Regions from separate parts of the Homo sapiens genome. Here all the other regions are linked to region 3. Evidence: read pairs that join two places in POLR2A ChIA-PET (ENCODE). Cell type or tissue: HepG2. All regions are shown on one strand. Each heading gives the region's core, and the rest is flanking DNA. Links, peaks and the distances in the headings are about the cores only.

Region 1 (6,340 bases), core at 423-5,422, 450 kb after region 3:
GGAAGGAAGCAGAGCCTCCCAGGGAGGCTGCCAGTAGTCTAGCTGCAAGATTAGCATCTGCTCTTCGCTCTAAGAACACCCATGGAGCTGTTGGGGTCCACAAAGGAAGGCCTTTAAAACCTCTTCTGTAGGACAGCAATCTGGCTTAGGCTATCGGTTTTTTAAAGAAAGGGTTTAATGCACCCTCTCCCCTTAGTAAGGCAGAGGGAAAATAAGCAAATGCTAAAAATAAATGACTGCTGTGAGAGGGAATTGAATGGTCTTCAGCCAAGGATGGCAGCACTTTAAAATTAACAAAGCCCGGGTACCACATCCAGGAAGGCCTTGGCAAATGCGTGTTATCCACTCATTAGCTCAGTTCCTCGGGGACCCTGGCCAAGCAGGGAAGGCAGTGCCGGGAACCAGTCCTTCCGACACTGATGAAATGCACTCGGGGAGAAAAGGCAGAAGGAGGGAGGGAGACTCTTGTGGGGAATTTCAAACAGTTCTGATGTGCTTCATGCTCTGCCTTGCAGTTCTCACCTTCTCCGAGGCAAAGGCTTGCAAAAGCCACCACCAAGCCCAAGCAGGATGAAATCAAAATCTCCCCACACCAGCCTCCCTTTTCAGGATCTTTGGTTCCTGAAGCACCACAACGGCCTCACTATATAGGTGGTGTCCCTGCATGAGAGTCCAGAGATAAGGAACCCAAGAATAGTGTGGGAGAGGCAAGCTCCCAGTCTGTAACCTCAACTTTCTCCTTGCTGGAATGAAGAATCATATACTTTATGAATTTATACAAGTCCACTGTACACTACTCATAAAGTGAATTTATCACTATTCATCAGTAATTATACTTCATTACATCACTGATAGTATGAATTGACAAATCTTCATTCCCTACTAAAAATCAGAATGCATATCACTCTAATGTGAGATATCATCAACAATAAGAATTCAAAACATTCCAGGTGACCATTAACAATATGAATTAATTTTGATACTACTAATACAAATTCTCAGTATGCCACTGGTCACAATTAATAATGAAAATTAGAGAGGGATGACAGCTTTTTAAAAAGTGTTTAAAGTCAGTTTACTGAAGTATCACATTTACACAGAGTAAAATTCATCCTTTTTAAGATATATAATTTAATGAATTTTGATAATTATATACATTCATGTAACCAGCATGATAATCAGGATACAGAATATTTCTCCATCATCCCAAAAAGTTCCTTTATATTCTCTTCCCATTCCCAAACACTGGCAACCACCAATCTGATTTCTGCCCCTAAAGTTCTGTCTTCTCCAGAATGTCATATACATGGAATTACAGAGCAGGTAGCTTTTTGTGTTGGTTTTAGCTTAGCATGGTGCTTTTGTTGTTGTCATTGTTTGTTTGGCTGTTTTTACCGTATGGATATACCACAATTTGTTGGTCCATTCACCAGTTGATGGACATTGCATTATATCCAGTTTTTGGTGGTCATGAATAAAGCTGCTATAAATATTTACATACAGGTATTTTTGCAGACGTACATTTTTATTTCTCTTAGACAAATACCTAGGAGTTGCTATTGCTCTGTGGTATGGTAAATGTATACTTTACCTTTATAAGAAACTGCCAAAGTGTTTTCCAATGTGGCTATACCATTATGCATTCCTATCAGTGATGTATCAATATTGTTCTGTATCCTTGTCAGCCCTTAGTATTGTCAGTTTTCCTAAATTTTAGCTACTGTAGCAGGTATGTAGTGGTATCTCATTGTGACTTGAATTTGCACTGAGTATGTTTTCATGTGCTTATTTGCCACCCATCTCTTTTTCGATGAAGCATCTGCTAAAATATTTTGCCCATTTAAAAAAATTAGATTTTTTTTATTATTGATTTGTAAGACTTCTTTATATGTTCTGGGTACTACTGCTTTATAAGATACATGTTTTTACAGCTCCTTTTTTATGAATTAGAAATTATAAGAATCTAAGTCTTACAATTTTTCTTCTAAACCACTATCCTCTGCACATATACTCTAATTAAGGGACTAGGAACAACTTAAACTTCTAATTTACAAACATCTTAGTGCTGCTGGAACAGAGGGCCAAGAAGTACTTAAACCGTGCTAAAACTCATGAGACTATTTTTATCTCCATTGCAAGCACCTAACAATACCAGAGCTTTAAGGAAAGCTACATCTGGAGAAATGACTGTCCTATGAACAGCTTTTGGCCCCCCAGGCTCTGCACCTCCCAAAGCCCTGTTCTGGTCCACCAGACTTCTGGAATGGTCAACAGTCGTCACACTCCATTGCTGGCCATTGTTCACTGGGAAAGGTAGGAGGCTCCCAATCCATCCCTCAGTGGAAGAGCAAATAGTGGGGCCTGTGGCTGCTTGGACATCAAAGTTGAGCAAACAGGCCTGGCAGGCCCTGCCTCTCCGCCTACACATCCTGCAAATGCCATCTGAAGGAGCTTCCCCAAGGGGGTCATGACTTTCAGCCTGTCATAGAACACATCAAAGTTTGCACCACACACGAACTGGGTGCATGGGTTCGAATCAAGTCGCCCGAGAGCGGATACTCAGCCATTGTGTCCAGTTTTAATCCTGTGTTTTCCCAAGTAATTAAGCCTTCTTGCTTATGAACTTGTGACTAAGTAAAGCATCACCGAGAGGTTGTAACATCAAAGTGCCTTCCACCGTCTGTCCGTGTTTGGTAAAATTGGATTTCTTTTCCTTCTTAAAGAAAAACTAATTGAATTTAGCTGAAGGCTGTGTATATTTGCACAAGCCGGTGAAGGCTACGCTAAGTCACAGTGATCATTCTGGGACCCTGTGGCTTAGCCTTTAGCTGGACTGGGTCAGAGTGCAATATAGAATGAGACACCCAGACTCAGGCTAAACAAGTGCCTTGTGGCATGAGGCTTATAGAGGGCTAACTGTGGAGAAGGGGCCAGACCCCAATGACTGTTCCTTGAGTCAATACTATACCCAAGCTGTTACTAGGGCTGGCAAAAGGATTGTCCTAGTAGAATGTTGGTAAAGCTTTGGCAGCACGGCTACTGAAGACAATGGCCATCACATTACTCAAGTCCTGGATGTCGGCAGTCCAAGTAAGCTTCTTAAGGCAAAAGCTGTGACTGCTTATTCTCTGAATCCCTGATAGCCTAGCACATTAGCACCTGACACCACAGAGTTTTTAAATATGTTTGCTGAATATACATAATGATAATATATATTTTATATATATAAAACCATAAATATATATAATACATAAAGATATAACTCTCTGTATCCCTTTTTTGCCCTATCAGGAAACTTCAATCTAAATTAATACTCAATTTCCCTAATTACTTAATTTACAGTAAATACAGCATGGTCCCATTCATGTTAAATTTGTACATAAACATATATATAACAATCAATTTCCAGATAAAGGGAATTCAGGTGACTACTATTTTATGTATGATTTTTACAAAAACAATAAATCTATTTTCAGAAAAGAGAATCTCTGGTTCAATCTTTATACAATTATCTTTCCTTTAACCAATATGATTTCTGATCTTGATCCAGTTTTCCCTCTCCTGTGTATATTTATATTTGTATTTTAAGTCACTTCAAACTCTTTTTGGAAATAAAAGGAGAAAATAAATTATAAATTAAATTATTGTGCATATTTTTAAAGTGTAGTTCTATAGCACTGTTATTTCCTATTCAAAACCAAATAAAATGTACATACAGACCTAGAAATTCATAAGACATTAAGCTCCTTAAGGACAGAGACTATTGTATTCTATATCCCTAAAGACTTAACATATTATTAAGCAGCATCAGGGTGAAATGATTGGGCTACTCCGAGGATCTCTCTCTTGAGCTTGTGGCTGCCTACATCCTAAAGGAGGTGAAGGAGGTGAAGGTTCTCTGCTTTCAGCCTTGAATCAAGGGTGCTCCCCCTCTATCTTCCCTTCATCGAAATCTAATTCAAAGGTGGTAGCATTTCAGGCCTGACCAATATGATTCTGGAAGGATTTGGAGATTGATTATATGAAAATCAGTATATTTCTAATAAGGAAAAACTTATTGGCAGATTGTGCTGGTATGGATATGCTAATCCTCCAAGACTACTCACAGGGCACCTTAACAATGAGGCCTACTCACCCTGACCAATGTACTCCTGGTACTCCCTTTTTAACAAGTTCTACTTTTCCTTTTTCCCACGGCACTTATCTTCTAATATATTAAATAGTTTACGCATCCATTATACTCATTGTTTATTGTCTATCCACATCTTTCTCTACCAAAGGACCACAACTAATACAGAAATAAGCTCTATGTGGGCAGGGATCTTTGTTTTTCATCAACATTATTTCAAGTACATAGAACAGTACCTGGCAAACAGTAGGGGCCAAAAAAAAATTCTGCGATATGAATACATAAATCCAACCCAAGAGTGTGCTATTTTCAGTAAAAATCTGTCCTCCCTGGATAGTGGAAGAGAAGGTCACAAAATGGATAATTAGTCCTAGGAACCAAAGCAAGTAAATATAAGCCAACACTCTCACTTTGCTCAACAAGCATCACTGATTTGCTAACAGCTCTGGATAAAGACAGAGCAATCAGTTAAGCCAACAACTCATTAGATTCAAAGAGATGTGTCCCCAAAAGCATATCTACTAGCCATCTGATCACTAATTGACAGTATTTTTAAGCATCGTGTTGTTTCCTATTCAGTCTCAACCTTGAAAATACTACACACAGAAGGGAACACACCTCTCCACCTCTCCTTCTTTAGCACCACTGGCTATTTCTTGCAGAGGGAAACAGCTACAAGCTGGGGGAAAAGACTGGTGCATGTGGTGAAGTACCAGCGGTGTAGAATAACACATGTGTTTGTGTACAGAGATCTAATGGGGGCATCAGGGACTAACAACCCACCTTTATAACCTGTAGCACATACATTACCTTATTTGATTCTCCAAAGAATATGGTGAGGATCTACTATGCTGCCACATTGAGTCCCCTCACACCCTTTGCTTCGAGGGTATCCCATACATACTGCTCTGAAATCACTGATCATACTATACTATGTCTCCTTACCTGCATTTGTTTTCCCCATTAGACTGCAAACTCCCCAAGGTCTCGGATTCTGCAAACACTAGCACAGGGCCTGGCTCAAGGCAGATATTTACCTAATGTTCATAGAAATAATTAATTTCTGATGAAGAAACAGGCTGTCCATGGAGTTCTGAAATTCAGTTAAGGCTTGGAACCAGGACTGGACTCTAGGTCTCTCAACTACGAAGCCTATTTATATCAATTTTGCTTTTAAAGAATAGGTGCGCCAGACATGGTGGCTCACGCCTGTAATCCCAGCACTTTGGGAGGCCAAGGCGGGTGGATCACAAGGTCAGGAGATCGATACCATTCTGGCCAACATGGTGAAACCCCATCTCTACTAAAAATACAAAAAAAATTAGCTGGGTGTGGTGGTGTGCGCCTGTAGTCCCAGCTACTCGGGAGGCTGAGGCAGTGGAATTGCTTGAACCTGGGAGGTGGAGGGTTGCAGTGATCCAAGATCGCGCCACTGCACTCCAGCCTGGCAACAGAGTGAGACTCCGTCTCAAAAAAATAAATAAATAAATAGTAAAAGAAAAAAGAAAAAAGAATAGGTGCTTGGAGCTAAAGAGAGCAAATCAGGAAACCGAGTGACTAAGAACAAGTCCACAACAAAGGAGCAGAGAAGAGAGACCTATCTCATGTACAGCTAAGTCTCTCAGTCAGTCTGAGGCAGTACCACCTCTAGATTATAAAATCCCAGTTACATTTGTTCTTTCACATTTATAATCCTTTCACAGGTGGCCAGTACACCTTAAACACCTACTTGCAGAAAGAACTGAAATTGGTACCTCCAACTATCAATTTCAATGGCTGTTACTAAAGTGCCCACTCTGCTTTCTTTGAAAGTATCCCTTTTTGCTCTTAATTCTTTCGCACAATCATAGCTAGAGCAAATGTGTACTTCATCCCAGCACTTCCAGAATTATACAGACTCCAAGGCAGAAATCAGAACAGACTGAAATGGAAAGGCAGCATCAGCACTAGGCTGGTATCTGGCATCGGGAGGTAGCAGTGAGATAAAGTAAAAAACACAGATCATGGCTGGGCACAGTGGCTCACGCCTGTCATCCCAACACTTTGGTAGGCTGAGGGTGCAGGAGCACTTGGAGGCCAGGAGTTCAAGACCAACCTGGATAGCACAGTGAGACCCCTATCTTTAAAAAAAAAAAAAAAATTAGCCCAGTGTGATGGTGCATACCTGTAGTCCTAGCTACTCAGGAGGGTGAGGTGGGTGGATCGCTTGAA
Region 2 (6,340 bases), core at 916-5,915, 59 kb before region 3:
TGAATTAGGAGCAAAATCACCGGGTGGATGCACACCCAGTGCTATATTGGGAGTAACATCATACTCCACCCCTTGGAGATTATATTCGGATCAATATCACCGGCTGAGTGTACACCTACTGCGATATTGAACGTAATATCATGCTCTCTCCCACCCTGGACATTAGGAGCAATATCACAGGTGGGTGTACACCCACTGAGGTATTAGGGAGTAATATTAGTGTGAATTATACCTCATTTATTATTAACATGAATATGAATGACCGATATTAATATTAATATTAAGAAATAATTGCTAATAAAGTTTTCAGATTATTAATATTAATATTAATTCTTAGGAGCTAATATTACTGTTTTCTAATGAATAAGATCAATATCAGTTATTAATATCAGGCATCATTAATCATTAATATTAATCATGTATTGTTACCATTAGTATAACTATTTAATATTAATTATCATTATTATCGGTATTGATTTTTAAAAATATTATGGGTTATTAATATTGATAATTATTAGTGTCAATTAATAATTGAGATTATTAATTGCGGTAAGTCGCATTGCGCCATTCCACTCCTCCCTCGGCAGCTCGTTTACGACCCAAAAGGGGACACAAATGCCCCTGAGAGAGCAGCCGTAGACTGGGATAGATGAGGATGGTCACGTGGTGGAGAGGCGTGTTTTTGGGTACCAGCCCTTCACCTGCGTCAATCTTCTCAACTGAAAAAACAATACACCGTCCTATACCGAAAAGCCACAAGCCCTAATTGATTTGCTCCAAACTGTTATCCAGACCCACAACCCCACCTGGGCTGATTGGCACCAGTTGCTCATGTTCCTCTTTAACAGCGAAGAAAGGCGGAGAGTCCTCAAGCAGCAACTAAGTGGCTAGAGGAACATGCACCAGCTGATTATCAAAACCCCCAAGAGTATGGAAGGACCCAGTTGCCAGGAACAGACCCCCAGTTGGACCCACATGAAAGAGAGGATATGCAAAGGCTAAACCGAGACAGGGAAGCTCTCTTGGAAGGATTAATGAGGGGAGCTCAGAAGGCCACAAACGTTAACAAGCTCTCTGAGGACATTCAGGGTAAAGAAGAAAGTCCAACACAATTCTACGAGAGACTGTGGGAGGCCTATCGTATGTATACTCCCTTTGATCCTGATAGCCCTGAAAATCAGCGCATGATTCCCATGGCTTTAGTCCGTCAAAGCGCAGAAGACATGAGAAGAAAACTGCAGAAACAGGCTGGGCTTGCAGGGATGAATCCATCCCAATTACTAGAAATAGCTAGCCAGGTGTTTGTAAACAGGGATGCAGTAAGCCGTAAGGAAAACGGCAAAGAGAATGGAGGTCAGGCCCGGCGATATGCCGACCTGTTTGTCAGCTGCAGCAATCAGAGGGGCCCCCACAAAGAGGCAAGGGAAGGGAGGCCCTGGGAAAGAAACTCAGCTTGGCTGTCAGAGTTTGCAGCATAACCAGTGTGCTGATTGTAAAGAAATAGGACAGTGGAAGAACAAATGCCCTCAGCTCAAAAGAAAACAAGGTGACTCAGAGCAGGAGGCCCCGGACAAGGAGGAAGGGGCCCTGCTCAACCTGGCAGAAGGGTTCTTGAACTGAGGGAGACAAGACTCAAGCGTCCCCATTGAGCCTCTGGTCACAATGACAGTCGGGGGTGGAGACATTGACTTTCTTGTAGATAGCGGTGCTGAACATTCGCTAGTAACCGCCCCGGTCGCCCGGTTATCCAAAAAGACTATTGACGTCATCGGAGCCACGGGGGTTTCAGCAAAGCAAGCTTTCTGCTTGCCTTGCACTTGTACTGTAGGAGGATATAAAGTCATTCATCAGTTTTGGTACATGCCTGACTGTCCCTTGACCTTTTCGGGAAGGGACTTGCTCAGCAAGCTGAGAGCCACTATCTCTTTGACAGAGCACGGCTCTTTGCTGCTAAAGTTACCAGGAACGGGAGTCATTATGACACTTGTGGTCCCCCGAGAGGAGGAAAGGAGACTTTTCTGAACTGAGCCAGGCCAAGAGAGAAGACCAGCTCTGGCTAAGCGGTGGCCAAGAGTATGGGCAGAAGACAACCCTCCAGGATTGGCCAGTTAAGACTGGGGCCCTGCCAGTGAGGCAAAAACAGGGGCCGGTCCCCAGAGAAGCCCTTCAAGGTATCCAGGTCCATCTCAAGCACCTAAGAACTTTTGGAATTATTGTTCCTTGTCGGTCTCCATGGAACACTCCCCTCCTGTCTGTTCCCAAGTCACGGACCAAGAACTACCAGCCGGTACAGGATTTGCGCTTGCTTCATCAAGCTAAACTGACTTTCCATCCAACAGTACCTAACCCGTCCACATTGTTGGGGTTCCCGCCAGCTGAGGACAGCTGGTTCACCTGCTTGGACCTGAAAGATGCTTTCTTTCCTATCAGATTAGCCCCTGAGAGGCAGAAGCTGTTTGCCTTTCAGTGGGAAGATCCGGAGTCAGGTGTCACTACTCAGTACACTTGGACCGGGCTTCCCCAAGGGGTCAAGAACTCCCCCACCATCTTCGGGGAGGCGTGGGCTCGAGACCTCCAGAAGTTTCCCAGCAGAGACCTAGGCTGCGTGTTGCTCTAGTAGGTTGATGACCTTCTGCTGGGACACCCCACGGCAGTTGGGTGTGCCAAGGGAACAGATGCCCTACACCGGCACCTGGAGGACTGTGGATAGAAGTGTCCAAGAGGAAAGCTCAGATCTGCTGACAGAAGGTATGTTACTTGGGATTGACTATCCGACAGGGGTGGGAAGGCAGCCCGGGATCAGAAAGAAAGCAGGTCATTTGCCATCTAGCGGAGCCTAAGAGCTGAAGGCAGGTGAGAGAATTCTTAGGAGCTGTGGGGTTTTGTAGACTATGGATCCCAAACTTTGCAGTATTAGCCAAGCCTTTGTATGCGGTCACCAAGGGGGCGGGGACCGGGAAACTTTGGAATGCGGATGCCAACAACAGCAAGGCTTTCATGAGTTAAAGGAAAACCTCTGGCAGCCCCAGCCCTGGGGCTACCCGATCTAACAAAGCCTTTTCCATTATATGCATCAGAGAGAGAAAAGATGGCAGCTGGACTTTGAACCCAGACTGTGGGGCCCAGGCCGAGGCTGGGGGCCTACCTCTCTCAACAACTAGACGGGGTTTCTAAAGGATGGCCCCCCTGTTGGAGGGCCTTGGCAGCAACTGCCCTGCTAGTACAAGAAGCAAATAAGCTGACTCTTGGGCAAAAACTGAACATTAAGGCCTCCCGTGCTGTCGTGACTTTAATGAATACTAAAGGACATCATTGGCTAACGAATGCCACACTCACCGACTACCAGACTTTGCTCTGTGAAAATCCCCGTATAACCATTGAAGTTTGTAACACCCTCCACCCCGCCACCTTGCTCCCGGTATCAAAGAGCCCTGTCAAGCCTGGTTGTGTAGAAGTGTTGGACTCAATTGACTCTAGCAGACCTGACCTCTGGGACCAGCCTTGGGCATCAGTAGACTGGGAACTATACTTGGATGGGAGCAGCTTCTTCAACCCCCAAGGAGAGGTGGAGGGTATGCAGGGGTAACCCTGGACACTGTTGTTGAAGCCACATCATTGCCCCAGGCCACTTCAGCCTAGAAAGCTGAACTCATTGCTTTCATTCGGGCCTTAGAACTCAGTGAGGGTGAGACTGTCAACATTTACACTGATTCTAGGTATGTCTTTTCAACCCTTCAAGTTCATGGAGCGTGATAGAAAGAAAAGGGCCTATTGAATTCTAGGGAAGAGACAGAAAATATCAACAAGAAATCTTGCAATGATTAGAAGCAGTATGGAAACCCCACAAGGTGGCAGTTATGCATTGCAGGGGACACCAGCGAGCTTCCACCTGGCTGGGTTTGCGGAATTCCCGCGCTGACTCAGAGGCTCGAAAAGCAGCATCTTCCCCCTTCTGGGCATCAGGGCTCCCTCAAGCACCTGATCTGGGACCTACTTCTTCTAACGAAGAAAAGGACTTTCTCCAGGTAGAGGGAAGGACAAGTGATGGAGGAAGGATGGATTCGGTTAGCAGATGGGAGAGTAGCTGTGCCACAGCTGCTAGGAGCTGCAGTTGTACTGGCTGTGCAAGAAACCACCCATCGAGGTCAGGAGTCACTGGAAAAGTTGTTAGGCCGGTATTTCTACATCTCGCCTTTGTCTGCCCTGGCCAAAACGGTGAGGCAGCCATGTGTTACCTGCCGACAGCATGATATGAGGCAAGGTCTAGCTGTTCTGCCCGGCATAAGAGCTTCTGGAGCAGCCCCCTTTGAAGGTCTCCAAGTGGACTTCACAGAGATGTCAAAATGTGGAGGTAACAAGTATGTAGTAGTTCTTGGGCATACCTACTCTGGGTGGGAGGAGGCCTATCAAACACGAACAGAGAAATCTCGTGAAGTAACCCCTGTGCTTCTTCGTGATCTGATTCCTAGATTTCGACGGCCTTTAGGGATCGGCTCAGACAACGGGCCTGCGTTTTTGGTTGCCTTGGTACAGAAGACGGCAAAGGTATTGGGGATCACACGGAAACTGCATGCAGCCTCCCGGCCTCAGAGTTCCGGAAAGGTGGAGTGGATGAATCGGACTATCAAAAATAGTACTATTGTTTTCCCCTCTGGATATTTAAAACAACACCACAAGGGGCATCAAACCACCTGCTAAATTTGAGGGAATGTTATCCTCTCCCCTCCTCCCCCGGCCCCGGATATTAGAGACAATAACACAGGGTTGATGTACACCCACTGCTTTATTGGGAGTAATATCATCCTCTCCCTTCTTGGATATTAGGAACAATATCACATTGTGCGTGTACGCCTGTCGCGAAATTCAATGGAATGTCATCCTGCGCCTCCCTGGATATGACGAACAATATCACGGGGGATGTATAACTTCTGAGATATTGGGAGTGATATCATCCTCTCCCTTCTGGAACTTAGGGACAATATCTCAGGGATAGTGTACACCTTCTGGGATATTGGGATATCATCCTCCCGCCCACTGGATACTAAAAACCATATCACAAGGGGCGTGTACACACACTTTGATATTGGTATGAATACTATCCTCTCCCTCTTTGGATATTCGGTGCCATATTTCAGGTGGGGTATACACCACCTGCAATATTGGCAATAATATGATTTTCTCTCCCCCTGGATATCAGAAACAATATCACAGGGGGTTGTGAACAACCCCTGCGATATTTGGAGGAATATCATCGTCTCCCCTCATGATTATTAAGAACAATATCGTAGGGGTGGGGGATGTACACCCCCTTTCATATTTGATATCATCCTCTTCCCCCCTGGATATTAGGAACAATATCAGGAAGGGATGTACAGACCCTGCGACCTTTGCTGTCATAGAATTCTCTCTCCCCTAGATATTAGGAAAAAATGTCACTGGGGATGTGAACATCCCTGCGATATTGAGAGTAGTATCATCCTCTCCCCCCTTGCATATTGGGAACAACATCACAGGAGGGGTGTACTGCCTCTGTGATGTTGGGAGTGAAATTTTCCTCTCTTCCCCTGGACATTAGGAAGGGTATCAGGGGGAAGGTGTACATTCCCTGTGATATTCAACGTAACCTTATCCTCTCCCTCCCAGGGTATTCAGAACAATATTACAGGAGGGGTGTACACCCTCTGCGATATTGAAAATGATATCATACTCTTTCACTCTGGATGTTAGGAACAATATCACAGGGTGGTGTACCCCCCCTGCGATATTGGGAGTCATATCATCCTCTCTCCCTGTGGATATTAGGAAGAGGATCACAGGGCTGTGGAAACCCCCTGCGGTCCTGGGAGTAATATCATCCTCTCTCCCTCTGAAAATAGGAAGATTTTCACAGGGGTGTGTTCACCCCCTGCGATATTGGGAGTAAGATCATCCTCTCCACCCAGGAAATGACTAACAAGGTCATGGGGATGTGTACTCCGCCTGCGATTTTGGGAGTAATGTCATCCTCCCCAAACCTGGATGTTAGCAACCAGATCACAAAGGGGTTGTACACACCCTGCGACATTGGATGTAATATGATCCTCTCCCGACCTGGATACAGAGAAAGATACCACACCGCGGGTATACGTTTCCTACACTGTTGACAGCAATATCATTCTTTTCCTTTCTGGATATTAGGAAGAATATCACAGGGGTGCTGTACAATTACTTCGATATTGGGAGTAATATCATCCTCTATTTTCCTGGACATTGGGCACAAAAACAAAAAAGGGTGTACAACCCCTGCGATATTGGGAGTAATAGCATACTCTCCTTCCCTGGATGTTAGAAAACAATATCA
Region 3 (6,340 bases), core at 649-5,648:
ATGACATGGATCAGATGTGCATTATAGAAAGATCATTCTTGGGGCAGAAATGGAGGAGGGACTAAGGGGCAGGAAAAATTTGCCTTAATCCAGGCAAGTAGGGCTTCCAAATTTATCTAATTCTAAAATGCACATAATTTCTGGTGTATTATATATACTGCAGGAGAGCATATGTTAAGTCCCAAAGGAGCTGGGAGCAGAGGAAGGTAAAACTGGAAAGACAGCTAGGGGTCAGGTCATGGCCTTGTGTGGTCCCAAGAGCTCACTGTCCGTGCTCCTGTGGAGGGCATTGTGTAGTCTACTAAGGAGTTCTTACTTTCACAGGCAGCATTAGGACACCAGAAGATTTGAACTTGGGTGACACAGTGACTCGAGAAGTACATGAGGTTGAAGGACCTGGATTAAGTTTGTAGACTGAGTAATAGGAAGGAAGGAAAAGATAGTAGATATATTTCTTACCCCACTGATCTAGGCCTTCTGGTACTACCAGCCATGAACTTTGGTTTTCCCTTCTCCCTAAATCTTCCTTCAGTCCTAGCTGTATGCTGTGTTAAGTTTGGAAAGTATTTACTGCTGGCTATTAAAGATCAAGTAGGATTATGTTAGTATTTCTCTTACAAGGAAGAGTCACTTTTTTGTTGTTTTTTTTTTTGAGACAGGGTCTTCTGTCACCCAGGCTGGAGTGCAGTGGTGTGATCATGGCTCACTGCAGTCTGAACCTCCTGGGCTCAAGTGATCCTCCTGCCTCAGCCTCCTGAGTAGCTGGGACTACAGGTGTGTGCCACCACACTTGGCTAATTTTTAAATTTTTTGTAGAGATGGAGTCTTGCTATGTTACCCAGCTGGGTCTCCCAACTCCTGGCCTCAAGTGATCCTCCTGCCTCGGGCTCCCAAAGTGTTGAGATTACAGGCATGAGCCAACATGTCTGGCCAAGATTCACTTTTATTTATTTATTTTTAAGATTTTTAATTTTTTTCACATGGCCACTGTGCCAAAAGGAGTCACTTTTAAACTTAGTAGCCGTTGGCTGTATCAGATGGCTTTCCCAGTTCCTCTGGATTCTTCTGCAATATCATCCCCACTGTTTGTTCAAGAGAGAATTAAGAGAGAATTACTCAGTGTCTGAGTATTTCCCAAGCATTTGCTTTGTGTCTAGTTCTAAGTGTGAAGTGTGAAGGGGATGCTGAACAAGTAAGTCATTTATCCTTGTTTCCAAAGCAGTTAATATTATTTAACATCTGTCTGTCATTTATTGAACACATACAGTATACCAGATTATGAGCTAGTTCTCTGAAATACAAAGAAGAATACGACTCAAATGATCCTTTAACCATTTCAGATCCACTAGGATGGCTAAATGGGAAAAACTGTTTGCAAATCATATATTAATAAGGTATTTGTCTATAGAAGATATAAAGAGCTTTTACAACTCATCAATAATAAAAAAAATAACCTAGTAAAAAATGGGCAAAAGGCCAGGCCCAGTAGCTTACACCTGTAATCCCAGCACTTTGGGAGGCTGAGGAGGGTGGATCACTTGAACCCGGGAGTTCAAGACCAGCTTGGGCAACATAGAGAAACCCCATCTTCCCTGAAAATAAAAAATAGCCAGACATGGTGGCTCGTTTCTGTAGTCCCTGCTACTCGGGAGGCTGAGGTGGGAGTATCACTTGAGCCCAGGAGGTTGAGGCTGCAGTGAGTTATGTTTGTGCCACTGCACTCCAGCCTGGGTAACAGAGTAAGACTCTGCCTTAAAAAAGAAAAGAAAAGAAAAGAAAAGAAAAATCCGCACAGAAACTTATACACAAATATTGATAGGAACATTACTCATAATAGCCCCAAGTAGAAATAACCTAAATGTCTATCCTCTGATGAAAGGATAAATAAAATGTGTCTGCCTATGCAATGGAATATTATTTAGTAAGAAAAGGAGTGAACTCCTGATAAGTGCTATAACATGGGTGATGGGTGATCCTTGAAAACATTTTGATGAGTGAAAGAAGACAGTCACAAAAGATCACATACTCAATGAATGAATTTATTTATTTATTTTTGAGATAAGGTCTTGCCGTGTTGCCCAGGCTGGTCTGTAACTCCTGACTCACAGGATTTTCCCCTGTCACCCTCCACAGAGTAGCTGGGTTTACAGGCATATGCTGTCACATTCAGCTGCTGAATGAATTCATTTGTATGAAAGGTCCAGAAAAGGCAAATATATAGCAGTATAAAAGAAATTAATGGTTACCAGGGCTTGGGGATGGGAATGAGGAGTTAGTAAATGAGCATGAGGTTTTTTTTTTTTTTTTAGAGTGACGGAAATGATTTAAAATAAGATGGTTGCATCTTATTTTATTTATTATTATTATGTTTTTGGAGACAGAATCTCCCTCTGTTACCCAGGCTGGAGTGCAGTGGTGCAGTCTCAGCTCACTGCAGCCTCTGCCTCCCGGGTTCAAGTGGTTCTCCTGCTTCAGCCTCCTAAGTAGCTGGGATTACAGGTGCTCTGGCTCTTTTTTTTTTTTTTTTTTTTGAGACAGTATCGCTCTGTCACCCAGGCTGGAGTGCAGTTGCATGATCTCGGCTTGCTGCAACCTCCGCTTCCTGGGTTCCAGCAATTCTCCTGCCTCAGCCTCCCTAGTAGCTGGGATTACAGGCATGCGCCACCACACCTGGCTAACTTGTATTTTAAGTAGAGACGGGGTTTCACCATGTTGCCCATGTGGTCTCAACCTCCTGACCTCAGATGACCCGCCTGCCTGGCCTCCCAAAGTGTTAAGATTACAGGCTTGAGCCACTGTGCCTGGCTGGTTGCATCTTATTTTAAATATACTAACAATAATTGAATTTCTTACTTAAAATGGATGATATGGCTAGGCATGGTGGCTCACACCTGTAATCCGAGCACTTTGGGAGGCCAGCGCCGGAGGATCACTTGAGCCCAGAAGTTTGTAGAGACCTCATCTTTACAGAAAATAACAAAAATTACCCAGGCATGGTGGCATGTGCCTATAGTCCTAGCTACTCAGGAGGCTGAGGCAGGAGGATCCCTTGAGCCCAGAAGGTTGAGACTGCAGTGAGCTATGATCAAGCCACTGCGCTACAACCTGAGTGACAAAGACCTGTCTCAAAAAAAAAAAAGGAATTGGGCAGTGAAGGAGTGAAGGTGAGTAGAGAATTCTAGAGAGAAAAGACGGCAGCAGCCAAAGAAAGCACTGAGGGATGAAAGAGATAGATAGTTCAATGTGGCTGGAATGTAAGCCATTTGGTGGAGAGTGGTGAAATAAGGTCGCTGGTTGGGCCATATTATGAAGTCCTTTGTGTGTCCTACTAAGGAGTTTGAACTTTAACCCCAAGGCAATAGAAAGTCATCAAAGTTTGTCAAAGTAGTAGGATGATGCAATCAGGTGTGTGTCTAATAAAGATCACTGTGGCTGCTGCTGTGTCATGAATCTGTGCTGGCAAAGTTAGAGTCGGGGAGATCATTTTGGAGGCCACTCCAATTGTTAGAGAAAGAGCAAGGGATAAAGTCTGAACTAAGGCACTATGGCAATGAAAAACTCAAGGGAGATTTTATAGATGTTTAGATATGATCAGCACATGAACTGTATGGGCTGTAAAGGCCTTAGGAGTTCATAGAGGATAGTTCTGTTCTGAAAGATTCTGGAGGAGGTGACACCTAGATTGGATCTTTAAAGATGGGTAAAAAGTTTGAGTATATGGAAAGCTGCAGTGCATATAGGAAAGAGTGAGAGAGGAGGGCCAGAGAGGGAGGAAGCCAGACTGAAAAATAGGAATTTGATGGGATAGCAATTGAAGAACCAAAGAAGCAAACTTAGTTGCTCCCAAATTTGAAAAGTTTAATTTAAAAAGGTTTTTGGCCAGGTGCGGTGGCTCACGCCTGTAATCCCAGCACTTTGAGAGGCCGAGGCAGTTGGATAACTTGAGGTCAGAAGTTCGAGACCAGCCTTGTCAACGTGGTGAAACCCCATCTTTACTAAACGTACAAAAATTAGCCGGGCGTGGTGGCTGCACTTGTAGCCCCACCTACTTGGGAGGCTGAGGCATGAGAATCGCTTGAACCTGGAAGGTAGAGGTTGCAGTGACCTGAGATTGCGCCACTGCACTCCAGCCTGGGCAACAGAGTGAAACTGTCTCCAAAAAAAAAAAAAAAAAAAAAAAAAAGCTTATCAACTCAGCTGGCCAGGAGGTTGTGCTTTCTGATGAGGGGTGGGGGTAAAGGGCAGGCAGCAGCTGTAGCAGCTGTTAGAGCCAACATCTACTTTCACTTCACTGCCCAAAGTGTGCCACCCTTGTCAGGCTAACCATATCCAGTGTCTGCATGATCTCCAGCTGATTTATGACTTTGGTGGCCTGAAAGGTGAGGTTTCCACTTCAACTTATTAGCCTTGAATTCTTGGCAAAGCTGAGGAGTTGGGGAAGAATGTGAATGAGAGGAGAATGGGGAGCTACAAATGTGGTAGCCTGTGAACCTTTGGACTTCACTTGTTATCTTAATCACGCAGAATACCACAGTATCTGAACCCCACCAGATAGAGACAGTTAGCCTGGTTGTGCTGAACCTACCAGGTTTCATGAGCTAGCTAATCTGTCTTTTTCTCTGGGGCTTACACAGCATTTTGTGTATATGTCAAAGGTTATCCTTATCATATTATTTTATATTTAATAGTCTGTCTCTCCCTACTTCTTGGACTGTGAATACATCAAGGGCAAAGGTTGGGCTTATTCCTCTTTAATGTTTTGTGAAAGAATGAAGTCTTGGCTGGGCATGGTGGTTCACGCCTGTAATCCTAGCACTTTGGCAGGCTGGGGTGAGCGGGTCACTTGAGCCCAGAAGTTCAAGAGCAGCCAGGACAACATGTGGAGACCCCTTATCTACAAAAAATTTAAGAATTAGCTGGGTGTGGTGGCACGTGCCTATAGTCCCAGCTACTCAGGAAACTGAGGTGGGAGGATTGCTTAGGCCTGGAAAGTCGACACTGCAGTGATCTGTGATTGCACTACGGCACTCCAGCTTGGGCGACAGAGTGAGACCCTGTCTCAAAAAAACAAAAACAGGCCAGGCATGGTGGCTAATGCCCGTAATCCCAACACTTTGGGAGGCCCAGGCAGGCAGATCACTTGAGGTCAGGAGTTCAAGACCAACCTGGCCAACATGGTGAAAACCCCATCTGTACTAAAACTACAAAAATTAGCTGGGTGTGGTGGTGCGTGTCTATAATCCCAGCTACTTGGGAGGCTAAGGCAGAAGAATCGCTTGAACCCAGGAGACCAAGGTTGTGCCACTGCACTCCAACCTAGGTGACAGAGTAAGACTCCATCTCAAAACACATGCACACGGCCGGGCACGGTGGCTCACACCTGTAATCCCAGCACTTTGGGAGGCTGAGGTGGGTGGATCACGAGGTCAGGAGTCCAAGACCACCCTGGCTAAGATGGTGAAACCCTGTCTCTACTGAAAAAAAAAATACAAAACATTAGCTGGGCGTGGTGGCACGTACCTGTAATCCCAACTACTCTGGAGGCTGAGGCAGAGAATTGCTTAAACCTGGGAGGCAGACGTTGCAGTGAGCCAAGATTGCGCCAGTGCACTCCAGTCTGGGCGACAGAGCAAGACTCCATCTCAAAAACAAAACAGAACACACACACACACACACAAAACTCGCACAAAAAACCCAAAAACAAACAAAAAATATAAAAAAAAGAATTCTCTAGCTGTATAGTTGATCAGTTGTTAGTATGAAAGGATCAGCTGAATTGTCTGAAATGCTAGGTTGCTCAGCCAAAGAGGTGAAGGATTGGGTTTCAGAGTTTAGGGCCCTTTACAGTTAGCAGATACTTGAAGCCAGGGTGGGAGGCCATCCTCTGAGTGATAGATATTTTTGATGTATGCATATGGTAGTCCCTTGGTAGATTTTTATTGATATAGCCAGGCACGGTGGCTCACGCCTGTAATCCCAGCACTTTGGAAGGCCGAGGTTAGTGGATCACTTATGTCAGGAGTTTGAGACTGGCCTGGCCAACATGATGAAACCCTGTCTCTACTAAAAATACAAAAATTAGCCAGGCGTGATGGCTTGCACCTGTAATCCCAGCTACTGGGGAGGCTGAGGCAGGAGAATCGCTTGAACCCAGGAGGTGGAGGTTGCAGTGAACCGAGATCATGCCATCGCACTCCAGTCTGGGCGACACGACAGAGCAAGACTCTGTCTTAAAAAAAAAAAATTGTTGATATGATTTGGTAGCATCCAGTTATACCTCACCACACTAAAGGCATCTTACTTTTTTTTTGTTTGAGGCGGAGTCTTGCTCTGTCTCCCA

What was found. Peaks named below come from ENCODE experiments on the same cell type or tissue, not always from the same donor. Only the 100,000 strongest peaks of a DNase experiment are listed, where the experiment ranks them.
Region 1: POLR2A ChIA-PET joins it to region 3 with 5 read pairs; 2 of 35 experiments call an interaction of 5 or more read pairs at or near these places.
Region 2: POLR2A ChIA-PET joins it to region 3 with 6 read pairs; 2 of 35 experiments call an interaction of 5 or more read pairs at or near these places.

Annotation. Positions count from the first base shown.
Region 1 is chr11:72,395,842-72,402,181 of GRCh38, forward strand. The region is part of intron 3 of CLPB (ClpB family mitochondrial disaggregase); the gene reads right to left. Among named protein-coding and RNA genes, the nearest start is that of CLPB, 36 kb to the right of the region's middle. In HepG2, for the core only: no CTCF peak of the experiment used is centred there; a DNase peak (open chromatin) is centred at 2,420; H3K4me3 peaks cover 574 bases.
Region 2 is chr11:71,885,463-71,891,802 of GRCh38, forward strand. The region is part of intron 5 of XNDC1N (XRCC1 N-terminal domain containing 1, N-terminal like); the gene reads right to left. The region is part of intron 6 of XNDC1N-ZNF705EP-ALG1L9P (XNDC1N-ZNF705EP-ALG1L9P readthrough); the gene reads right to left. Among named protein-coding and RNA genes, the nearest start is that of DEFB131B, 10 kb to the left of the region's middle. In HepG2, for the core only: no CTCF peak of the experiment used is centred there; DNase peaks (open chromatin) are centred at 3,019 and 3,399.
Region 3 is chr11:71,944,357-71,950,696 of GRCh38, forward strand. All of the region lies in intron 1 of RNF121 (ring finger protein 121), which reads left to right. Among named protein-coding and RNA genes, the nearest start is that of RNF121, 18 kb to the left of the region's middle. RefSeq lists enhancers at 4,689-5,626, 5,627-6,340. In HepG2, for the core only: no CTCF peak of the experiment used is centred there; DNase peaks (open chromatin) are centred at 1,125, 3,355, 4,235 and 4,475; H3K4me3 peaks cover 1,001 bases.